2 separate regions of the Mus musculus genome follow, and region 1 is linked to region 2. Evidence: chromatin contacts called from ENCODE Hi-C or POLR2A ChIA-PET data. All regions are on one chromosome and are shown on one strand. The core of a region is the stretch at or near the end of the contact, and the rest is flanking DNA. Distances in the headings are between cores, read along the strand shown. Region 1 holds the start of Coro2b (coronin, actin binding protein, 2B). Region 2 overlaps Coro2b (coronin, actin binding protein, 2B).

Region 1 (4,825 bases), core at 383-2,882, 120 kb after region 2:
TGCATTTATGCTCATTTAAGAGCACTAAGCACCCTGCCGCTTGATATAGCTAGCTTGACAAAGTTAAGGCCAGGCACATCCGCCCCGAGCCCTCAGGTTATCATTCTCATACAGCTCCCAAGTCCCAGAACTGAGGGCAATGACAAGGTCTGAAGTGAAGTCCGAGCCGGGCTGAGCAAGTCGCTGGGGTAAGGAGCTTATTAGAAGGGTCTAGAATGGACCGCCCAGCCTTTCTGTAAGGCTTTGACCACAGCAGGCTGCCTGGCCTGCTTGGCTTCTACCTCCTCAGCTGTGAGAGCCAGCTGAGCATCTGGGAAAGATGGAGTCTGGCCTAAGGTGTATAGACGGCCAAATCCACGGCTAAGGCCGATGCCAGGGTGTGAGGTCAGCACTCCAACAGAACCTGGGAAGAGTACAGTTCATACTCTTCACTTGTTTGTCCCACCACTACCAAGGCTCATCTTATCCCATTGCAGAAAAGGAAACCTAAGCCCAAACTAGGCCTAGCCCTTCTCCGTAGAGAGACTCAAATCTGCCTTGGCCCAGGGCTTATCCCACTGCCCCAACGGTCTCTCCTCTTAACTCCATTCTTCCATTGGCAGGGAAGACGTCCCCAAAAAAGTTCTTCAACAAACCCGGGCTCCTGTGACAAGTCCAAGAACCTCTTCCAAACTGGGGTCTGCCAGGATGCCTACCTGCTCCTCTCTGTCACACTCCCTGCCCATCCCACCCCATGCAGTAGAACCTTCCCTGTCTCTGGCAGCCACTCAGGGATCCGGCAGCGCCTCTACAGGGTAGCTTTGGAGTCAGGCCCAGGCTTCTGGGGTAAATGGCAAAGACAGGCAGGTGGGGTTCAGCTCCCTTGTGTGTCTGACTAGCATGGCCAGCCCATCCCTGCATCATCAGCATGGATCCCTCAGTCCTTACGGCGCGTGACACTGAGGGACAGACACCCAGAGCGCCAGCCAGCCCGAAGCAGCTTTCCAGGGGTTAAAATTGCAGCACCTTCCACAAGAGTTAAAAATGCAGTCCCGGGGCGCACAGTGATGTGGTCCACACCGTCCAGGATAGCTGCAAAGGAGCATCCCCTCCCGGCATCCCGTAGTCCCCTGGGGGCCGAGCGACTCCTGGGAGCTGGAGCGCGCGCGCGCGCGCGATCCCTTCCTAAGCCCCTCAAGTCCCTGCCCGGGGGGTTGTAGCACCCGCGGGTCCCCAGCGTGGCGACGATCTGCGCTGCTTACCTTTGTGACAGTCATACAGAAAGCGGGCGGTGGGGCTGGGCGCGGGCGGCGGCAGGCGGCTGGGCCGGGCTGGGGACCGCGCGCTCGGGAGGCCGCTGGCTGATGTCAGCCGCGGCCGAGCATCTATAATAGATGAGGCCGCCGCGCCGCAGGAAGGCGAGGCAGGAAGAAAGGCGGGCGGCGGGCCGCGCGGGGGGCGGGGAGGACCGACCGGGGACTCGCTACAAAGAGGAGGCGGAGGCAGAGGCGGGAGTGCAGTCCGGGCGCCTGACGGTCCCCAGCCCCGCGCGTCCAGGCGCTGCCCCCTCGGGCTCCTGGCACCTGCGGCCGGGGCCGTGGGCGGGGACCCGGCCTTCGGTGCCGCGTTGGCTCCGGGCGCCCGGTGAAGTCACAAGCTGGACGGGCGCGGCGCGCGGCCGGAGATGCCTTCCCAGGGCTGGTCGCCCCCTGGAGGTTCCCAAAGTCCACCCGCTACGGGTCCCGCAGCTGCCACACGAGTTCAGGGTGGCCAGGAGGGCTCGTGGAAGCACTCCTTCGCATCTCAGTGATGAGCTCGCCTAAGGCCAATGTGGTCCATGTTACATAGGAAGTGGCAGGACTTGAGTGTAAAGTACTTAGACAGAGGGGCATTGGGCCCAGTTGGCTCGCCAGACTCGCCCAGAGGCTCTCTGCTTGGTGGCAAGCTTCTTAGAGGTTTCCTTTGCAGATCCTGCGTTCTATAGTTATAGGGACACAGGGGGAGCTCTCTGTAAGAGAGGCAGGACCGACCCTCCTCAAGAGTGTTCACATCACTGGGGAGATGACAGGTACAGTTGCTCTAGGCAAATCCCAGCCAGGTTACCTACACCCTGTAGCAGCTGCAGGAATTTCAAGTACAATTGCCTGAATATGGCCATGCGAGTACCTGGGCAAAACCGGTTTGGACAGATAAGGAGCCGCTGCAACCACAGAGAAGGGAGGAGGGAATGAGGTATTTGGAGCATCTCTCTCTCTCTCTCTCTCTCTCTCTCTCTCTCTCCCCCCCCCCCCCGGGGGTTCTGAAGTGTGCCACCTGCTCTCAGAGTTTCTTCACTGCAGTCCAGTGTGAGCACCTGCCCCGGAGGAAGGTGCAGGAACAGGGAGGTAGGATGCCTGCTCCATTCCGCAGCTGTATTTCTAGAACAGTACTACACACAGTGACAACTACTATAAAGTGCTTTGGCATAGATCCCGATATTTTTATTTACAGTTTTTTTTGTTTTGTTTTATCTTAGTTTTTGTTGGTGTTTTGGGTTTTTTGGGGGGGCATCCCTAAGAATGAGCAGATTTCGTGGGGGGACGTACCTGGTCTGACACAGTGACAGAGCCAGGACTTGTGTCTGTGAGTTACAGAGTTCCTCCACAGCTGCTGCCATCTTTGAACTTCTTCTGCATCTTGGGAAGGGTATAAACACCTGTCCGTCTCCAGGGGCCTTGCAGCAACTTTACTAGGTCTCTAGGGAGAGCAGATGTAGCTTCAGGCCTCAGGCATTGGCTCTGCGCCAGACCCCTCCTAGGTGTAGTCATGCCAGGCCTCAAGTCTTTACTGCCTCACCCCCCCCCCACCCGCCCCAGAAATGCCGGCTTCATTCTCTGAACCCCATCCTTACCTGACATCCAACCACTGTACACTTAGTTCAGAGTCTCTGGGTTGTCTCCACATGGGACAGTACAGCAGGGAGCTAGCTGGCCCCTGGGTATGATTTATCTTCCTGCATGACCCTGTCTCAACAATAACGAAACTAAAGGCAAAGAATGTTTGAGAAAGATACCCATTGTGGACTTCTGGCCATCACAAGCATGTACATAGCACACACACACACACACACACACACAGAGACACACACACACACACTGCATCTCAATGATAGGGTGCTTGCCCAGTATGCATAAGGCTCCAGGAAAAGTTTAATGTCACCAGGAACAAATCAAGGATGATGTATGGAGCGGGGGAGATTGGATTAGTCAGTGAAAGTGCTTGCCAGGGAAGCCTGAGGCCCTGAGTTCAAATCCCCAGCTAAGTATTGCAGTGCATACCTGTATTCTCAGTGTGAATCAGGTGAAGGTAAGATGGTCCCTGGAACTTGCAGCCCAGCCTGTCTAGCTAACCAATGAGCCCTGGGTTCAGAGAGAGAGAGACCCTGTCTCAATTACAACAAAAATAAAGGCAGAGGAGGAAGGAGAAACACCCATCGTTGACTTCTGGCCATCATAAACATGCGCACATATGCATACATACTCAAAGATAGGGTGTATCTCTAGGATGGCATGCTTGCCTAGTATGCATATTAAGGCTCTCAGTTCCATTACCAGCAACACACACATACACACCAATTCAAGCAAAATAAGTGTTCTATCAGCAGAAGAAATGTAAAGGAGACCCATAACATTTCCCATCAGCCAGTTGGTCATTATCAGAAGGATTTGGATTCCATGTCAGGATGGTAGTCTTGAACAGGAGAGCCTTAAGACAGGAGAATGGAACCATCATTGCCAGGCTTCTCCATCCAGCCCTATGGCCCTATTAGAAAGTACTGAAGGGCCAGCCAAGAACACCAGCAACCAACACCCATCACCCCTCTCACATCCCAGATTGCCATCCTCGGTTACCCAGCATGCCTCTTGGCACCTTCCGCGCTGTCTGCTGTTGTTGTGGGCTCTGGGAACAAGACAAACACTTAATGTTATCTTGAGCCAAATGTAATTAGGAACATCAATCTGCCATCCCCAGGACCCATGTGATGGGCTCTGAAGGCAGACAGGAGACACTCTAGGTCCCTCACATGGCTGCTGGCTCCCTCCTTCTGTCACATCTTCATCTCCGTAGATAGAAAGGACACCTGGATAAGCACGATGCCCCGGCAAGATGCCCAGTCCTCTGGTGCCACGTGTAGGATCGGCCTGAAGGAGGGACTCAGAGCTGTAAGCATTCCCATGGTCAGTACCACCCGGCCTGTGCTCCAGCCACTGTGCCTATCTTGCTTTGCTCCACTTGGAGGCAGGCTTGAGAACACACACAGATGGAGTCAGGGGCTTAAACTGGAGAGAGACCACAGGAGGAGATGCAGTGGCCCCTGAGGTTGGCAAAAAGGTGTTTTCGAGGGCACTGCTGGGGCCCACTGGAGGAGGGTGCATACAGAGTCACCTGGCTGTTGTCAGTCATGGAGGGCAGCGTGCTCAACCACACTCTTCCTCGGCACTGTGCTTTTGGGCTGGGAGTCCAGGACCCTCCGTTTCAGGGTATGCCCTAGACAGAGGTGCGGGAGTTCCTACCTCTTACTTGTAGCGGTATTTACTATTTACGTAGCTCTAGTCTGAGCTCTTTGGATCATGCATTGAGTTACATGTAAAATTAAACATAGGCTAGCTTGGGCTGTAGGTTACAAATCATGTTATAAAGAAGAGTGCCTATGAACAGCCTCAGTGTGCCTGATCATGACAGAGGCGACCATGCCCTAATGCTTTCCCACTTTCTCTCCTCAACTTCCGATGCCCTTCTCCCTTGTTCTCAGCACGACAAAACTCACAAAACTCATACTCATCCTCCAAAGCTCGAATGGCATCTC
Region 2 (5,122 bases), core at 1,580-4,079:
TATCCCCTGGGCAGCTGGTACCACGGAAATCTCAGGTGTTTGACCAGGAAGGGGCCCTGGGAATTGTTCTTACCCCTTATTGTACAGGTTGGGAAAATGATAACCCGTGCAGATGAGTGACAGGCAGGATTTCCCACACTGAGGCCACAGTGGGATTTAAACCCTCACCTGGCCCAGCGTTCTGTGTGCAGTTCCCCTACAGTCTCCTGATGCTCCCCACTTAAGTTGTGCTAGCTCCTCTGGCTCCCCTCAGTTACCTGTGGCATCCATCTCCTTGGTAGACTGACAGCCCTCTTCTCAGACAGGCCTGCCTTGGTGAGAGAGTACTGGTGTCCACCATTTCTGGTCTCAAGAGAGAACCCAGCTTCCTTCCTAAGCAGGCTCCCCTCAGTTCCTCTGTCCCCAGACCCAGAAGACCCTTATCTTTCGGCTTCCCCACGACACTGGCTCAGTGATCTCGGCCATACCAGCCCAGTAACAGAACCTAGGGAGTCAAATGCATGGACCAGTACCTTGCAGCCTGTACCGGTCCAGTGTAAGACACTAGTCTTCCCAGACCCCAGCACAGGATTAGATACAAAACAAACATGGTCTTTATATAGCCCAGGCTGGTCTTGAATTCCCTATTTAACCAAGGTTAACTTTGAACTTCTGATCTTCCTGTCCCCACTTCCCAAGTGCTAGGATTACAAAGTTGTGCTGCCACATCTGGTTTATGTAGTGCCTGTGATCAGATTCTGGGCTTCACACATTCTAGGTAAGCATCCTACCAACTGATCTACATCCTTGGTGTGCCTTGCCCTCTTTTGAAACAGGGTCTTTCTTACTGTGTATCTCAGGCTGGACTGGAACCCTTGATAACCTTCCTGCTTTAGCCTCTAAGAGTGGAATTATAGGTATGAACCACTATATTTGTCCATAGCAAATACCTTTTGAATAGCTGTAAGAGGTAGTTTATTTAAAAAAAAAAAAAAGGAAATATGGAGAGGTTGCTCAGTGGTTAGAGCACTGGCTGCCCTTGCAGAGGACCCATGTTCAGTTCCCAGCACCCACATAGTGTCTCACATCCATCTGTAACTCCAGCTCCAGGGAACCCGACGCCACCTTCTGGCCACTGTTGGTACTGCACACGTTATCAATTTTTTTGAAGTAAAAAATTTTAATATTTATATGTGTGTCCATGTATACAAGTGCCCAAGAGTGCCATGTCAAACGCGTGGAGGTCAGAGGATAATTGGAGTCTGTTTTCTCCTTCTACAACCCAGGCTGTCAGGTTTGGTGGTGGGTCCCTTTCCCCAGAACAGTAGTTCTGAATTACACTGAATAATATGCAGGGCATTTTTGTCTGTCAAAACTAGGAGGAGGTTGCCATGACACCTGGAGTGTTAAGGCAGGCAGGGACACTGACAAGTGTACAGTGTACAGGACAGCCCCCGCAGCAAAGCACTGTCGTCCCCGGGGTTGTCAACAGTGTCAGATGAACAGAATGTGGCAGGATAGCTGTACAGAGGTAGCTGTCATTTCAGAAAGACAGAGGAGCCGAATGTGCCGCTGGCCACAGAGACAACGAGGTGACCAACGTAGGATCTCCCTGCGGCTAAATGACATGGCCACGATAGCCTGAAAACATGGCTTGATACATGGCTTGATAACCTGAAAACATTTTATTTCAATTCTAACCTTGGGAGGCAGCATAAATAATCACAGAAGACCACAAAGGTCAATGGAGAGAAAGAAAATTCCAGAAGTGTGGAGGGGAGATGAGAGCTGACAGTCTAGCTGTGGTGGTGGGGAGGAGAACTCGCTTTAGCACGCTGGGAGTGGGGAACGTCGGTGGTTGGAGAGGAGAGGCCCCAGGGCTGGGGAAATCTCACCTCAGCTCGCCTGGAGGGCATCTGCAGTTGGGAAGTTTTGCAGGGTGGGCAGGCAAGAAGTGTCCTATGTATAGCAGATCCCAGCCGGTGACCGAGGTCCCCACATCTCCTCTACCCAAAGGGCGGTGACTGTCCTGACACCAGTGCTTTTGAGCTCCATGTGTTAGGTGGAGAATGGAGAGAGGGAGGGGAGAGGGGCTAAAGCAAGCGTGTAGAGGACCAAAGAGATGCCGCATCCCAGAGCTGCGTGCAGAGGGCCATTTCCTGGTTACCTTCACTGTAAAGTAGGGCAGATGCACGAGTCGGTGAGATCTATGTGTCAAAAACCTGGGTAAACTTTAAAGTGCTATGTGGGTGGAGTGGCTGTGGTCATCCTGTGTGTGTAAGGCTGAAAGTGGCTGAGATAGCAGGGTTGGGAGTGGGAAGGGAGCGGGGTGGAGGGAGACACAGGCAGAGCGTCCCTGGAAGCCATCTTGCTCTGCCTGCCCAAGGGCCAAACTCTATTCTTTCTCTCTGCCTCAGCTTCCAGGAAGAGGCCTCACTGTCAGATGGAGCCCCCCCCCCCCCCCCAGCAGAGAGTGAGAGCAAGGAGCGCAGGCCAGGAGGGTCCAGGGCACTGAGTGTGAGAGCCTCAGCCTGCGTGTTGGCACTACTGGTGTTGGGCAGACAGTGGAAGTGGCTTCCAGGTCTCTTTCTGGGGAAGCCCACAAGGGGATTGGCATCTCAATACAGTGGGAAGGGCCCTGGCCGAAAGCTCTGGATACCAAGGGTACTTGGTCTGCTGCTGACCCTCTGAGTGACCCCTCGGTTCTGTCATTTGACAGGTAGGGACACTAATCCTTACTCTGCCTGCTTCACGAATTAAATGGAAAAGTGGTGTAAAAGAGCTTTGAAGAGAACCACAGGGTAGGTAGGCAAAGGGTCATTATGGCCATGGAGCACATCCTCTTCATTCCCTGAAGACAAAGGGGTGGGAGGGAGTTCAGAAAGAAAAGGGCGGGCTGCCAGGCGCTCAACCATTGGGTGAGATGACTTGAGCTTGCTCGGCAGCAGGAGCAGAAGGAGGCAGAAGGTGGGCAGAGCGCTCTCCCCACAATCCAGCCCTCTCTGTGTTTCAGAAGGAATGCTGGGGTCAGAGCGACTGGTTCCTGTGTAGATAGGTCCTGGCAGCCCCTCTGCAGGGGACACATTCAAGATCTAAACCAGGCTGTAATCCCACTCATCCTGTCCCTCTGAGGAGACTTGCCGGGAGCCAAGGGGGAAAGCCTGGCTCTTGGGGCTGCAAGGAGAAGCCGCAGCCAGTCAGGGGTGGGCTTTCCAGGAGAGGCTGGGGGACCGATGTTAGCATGAAGTCAGGAGGTCAAAGGTCAGCTTCCAGTTCTTGAGGTGGTAGGTAGGGTCTACCAACTGGTCCCCAGCTCCAGTCCAGGCCCTGTCTCTGGGCTCTACAGATAAGAGGCAGTTTAGGGACCAGTAAAAACAACGGAGAGATCGGCTTGGAAAACAGCCCGAGGCGGGGCTTACTCAGCCCAAGGCGGGGCTAACACAGCCCGAGGCGGGGCTAGCAGTTCTTGGGGTTGTTGCGCAGGTTTTTCAGTTCGAGCTGGAGCTGACGGAGCCGGATGTCCTTCTGTGCCAGCTCCTCCTTCAGCCTTCGAATCTCATCCTGCTGCCTAAAGAACATCCTGAGGAGCTGGGGTACAGCAAGGGGTACGGGGAGAGAGTAGGTGAGGAGGACTTTGGAGGACCAAGGTTTTCAGACGCCTCATCCCACCCCACCCAGACCTGCCATGCCCGCTCACCTGCCCCAGGCTTCTTCCCACCCTGAGACAGCCAGCCCGGTGCTCTCTGCAGTTATCCTTCGGGGCTCCTACTTACCCCTGATGGGAGAACAGTAAAGCATGGGAGCCACGCAGGCCTGTCGGAGGGAGGCTGCTTCTCAGCATCTCAAGCTGGCCCCTTTATGGGTCTGAACTAAAGCCTTTGTTTGTTTGAGATAGGGGTTCACTCTAGCTCATTCAGGTCTGAGGCTGGCTTTGAACTCCTGATCCTCCTGCCTCCACTTCCCTTCTGCCCCCCCCCCTCAATCCTTTTCTTCTTTCTTGTAGCTCAGGTTGGCCACATTCCAACTTTCTATGTAGCAGAGAATGGCTCAAACTCCGGGTGTTCCTGCTTCTGCCTCTTAAAAAAAAAACTAAGACTTTTCTTTTAAAGATAAGGTCTCATATAGCCCATACTGGCCTCAAACTTACTAAGTAGCTGAGCATGGCCTTGAACTCAGGATCTTCCTGTCTCTTCCTCCCAGGCGCTAGGGTTATCTGTGTTGTTGTTGCTCTGTTTTAGAGGATCGAACCCAGAGCCAGTCCCTCTTCTCTTCTTGAGGCAATTGAGGGTACAGAATGACACTTGGCCTTATGTGTGCGTCTGTGCGCAGTGGTTTGGGTAAAGAGTTGGTACCCTGGCAGACCTTCGTACAGTCGACTCTCTGGGTCTACTAGATTCTGATTGCTTCTGTGAAATATACTAACAGATGCCCACAAAACACTGACTGGGAAAGTAGGCTACCAGCAGGGGCCCTGCACTTGAGCAAGCCACATTCTTGCTTGGTCTGTGCTTCAGTTCCTGCCTCCAGGTTCCTGCCTTCCCTCAGTGATGGACTGGGATGTGGAAGTGTAAGTCAGATAAACTCATTCCTCTCCAACTTATTTTAGCCATAGCAACTTACCACAGCACTAGAAAGCAAGCTGGGATATCCACAGTCACTGTGTTAGGAGGTCTTGGCATGATTACATTTGATTATGGATGTGCTTTTATAATTTAATTAAGTATAACATACACCAATGAGGACAGAGCATTGCCATTTCTATAAAAATGTTAAGTAGAGAGTAGTCTTGCTAAAGGCGATGCTTAAACAACCAAGTATAGGTGATGTAACCATGGAGACTGGTTATAGTGGCTTTCCAACCATACGCACCTGTCAAATGTCCCAGGCCTGGAGCTGGGATGCAGCTCACCTGGTAGCATATTGTCTAGCATGCGAAAAGTATTGGGTTTGCTACCCAGCACTATATAAAATAGACGTGGTGTCACACGCCTGTAATCTCAGCAACCAAGAAAAGAAGTTCAAGATCACCCTTGGATAAATAGTGAGTTTGAGGCCAGCCAGGGCTAGAGGAAAGCCTGTCACAACACTAAACAACACATACACACACAGCTTAATCTGGCCTAGAACTCACTATGTAGCCCAT

What was found. A loop is a pair of places that touch in the nucleus more often than their neighbours do. ChIA-PET counts read pairs that join two places held with the same protein, here RNA polymerase II (POLR2A).
Region 1: a loop to region 2 is called in a map of heart, with 2.1 times the contacts of the local background. The contact joins the promoter of Coro2b here to the enhancer-like site in region 2. A Hi-C loop is called at or near these places in 2 of 37 maps with a recorded cell type or tissue (gastrocnemius and heart). POLR2A ChIA-PET finds 5 or more read pairs at or near these places in 1 of 5 experiments (embryonic stem cell).

The regions. Positions count from the first base shown.
Region 1 is chr9:62,535,412-62,540,236 of GRCm38, forward strand. Coro2b (coronin, actin binding protein, 2B) reads right to left here and starts at 1,633. Exons shown (of 12, transcript NM_175484.3): 1 at 1,242-1,633. The coding sequence starts at 1,256. It overlaps Gm39352 (a long non-coding RNA gene), which reads right to left. Exons shown (of 4, transcript XR_870833.1): 2 at 3,870-4,825; 3 at 2,870-3,377; 4 at 2,470-2,715.
Region 2 is chr9:62,417,847-62,422,968 of GRCm38, forward strand. It overlaps Coro2b (coronin, actin binding protein, 2B), which reads right to left. Exons shown (of 12, transcript NM_175484.3): 12 at 1,646-3,567. The coding sequence ends at 3,436. Among named protein-coding and RNA genes, the nearest start is that of Gm40523, 4.7 kb to the left of the region's middle. Within about 2 kb of position 2,830, at least 1 of the 3 ENCODE cell types and tissues checked has a DNase peak (open chromatin) inside an H3K27ac peak, as active enhancers do; it is heart, where a contact is called at or near this core.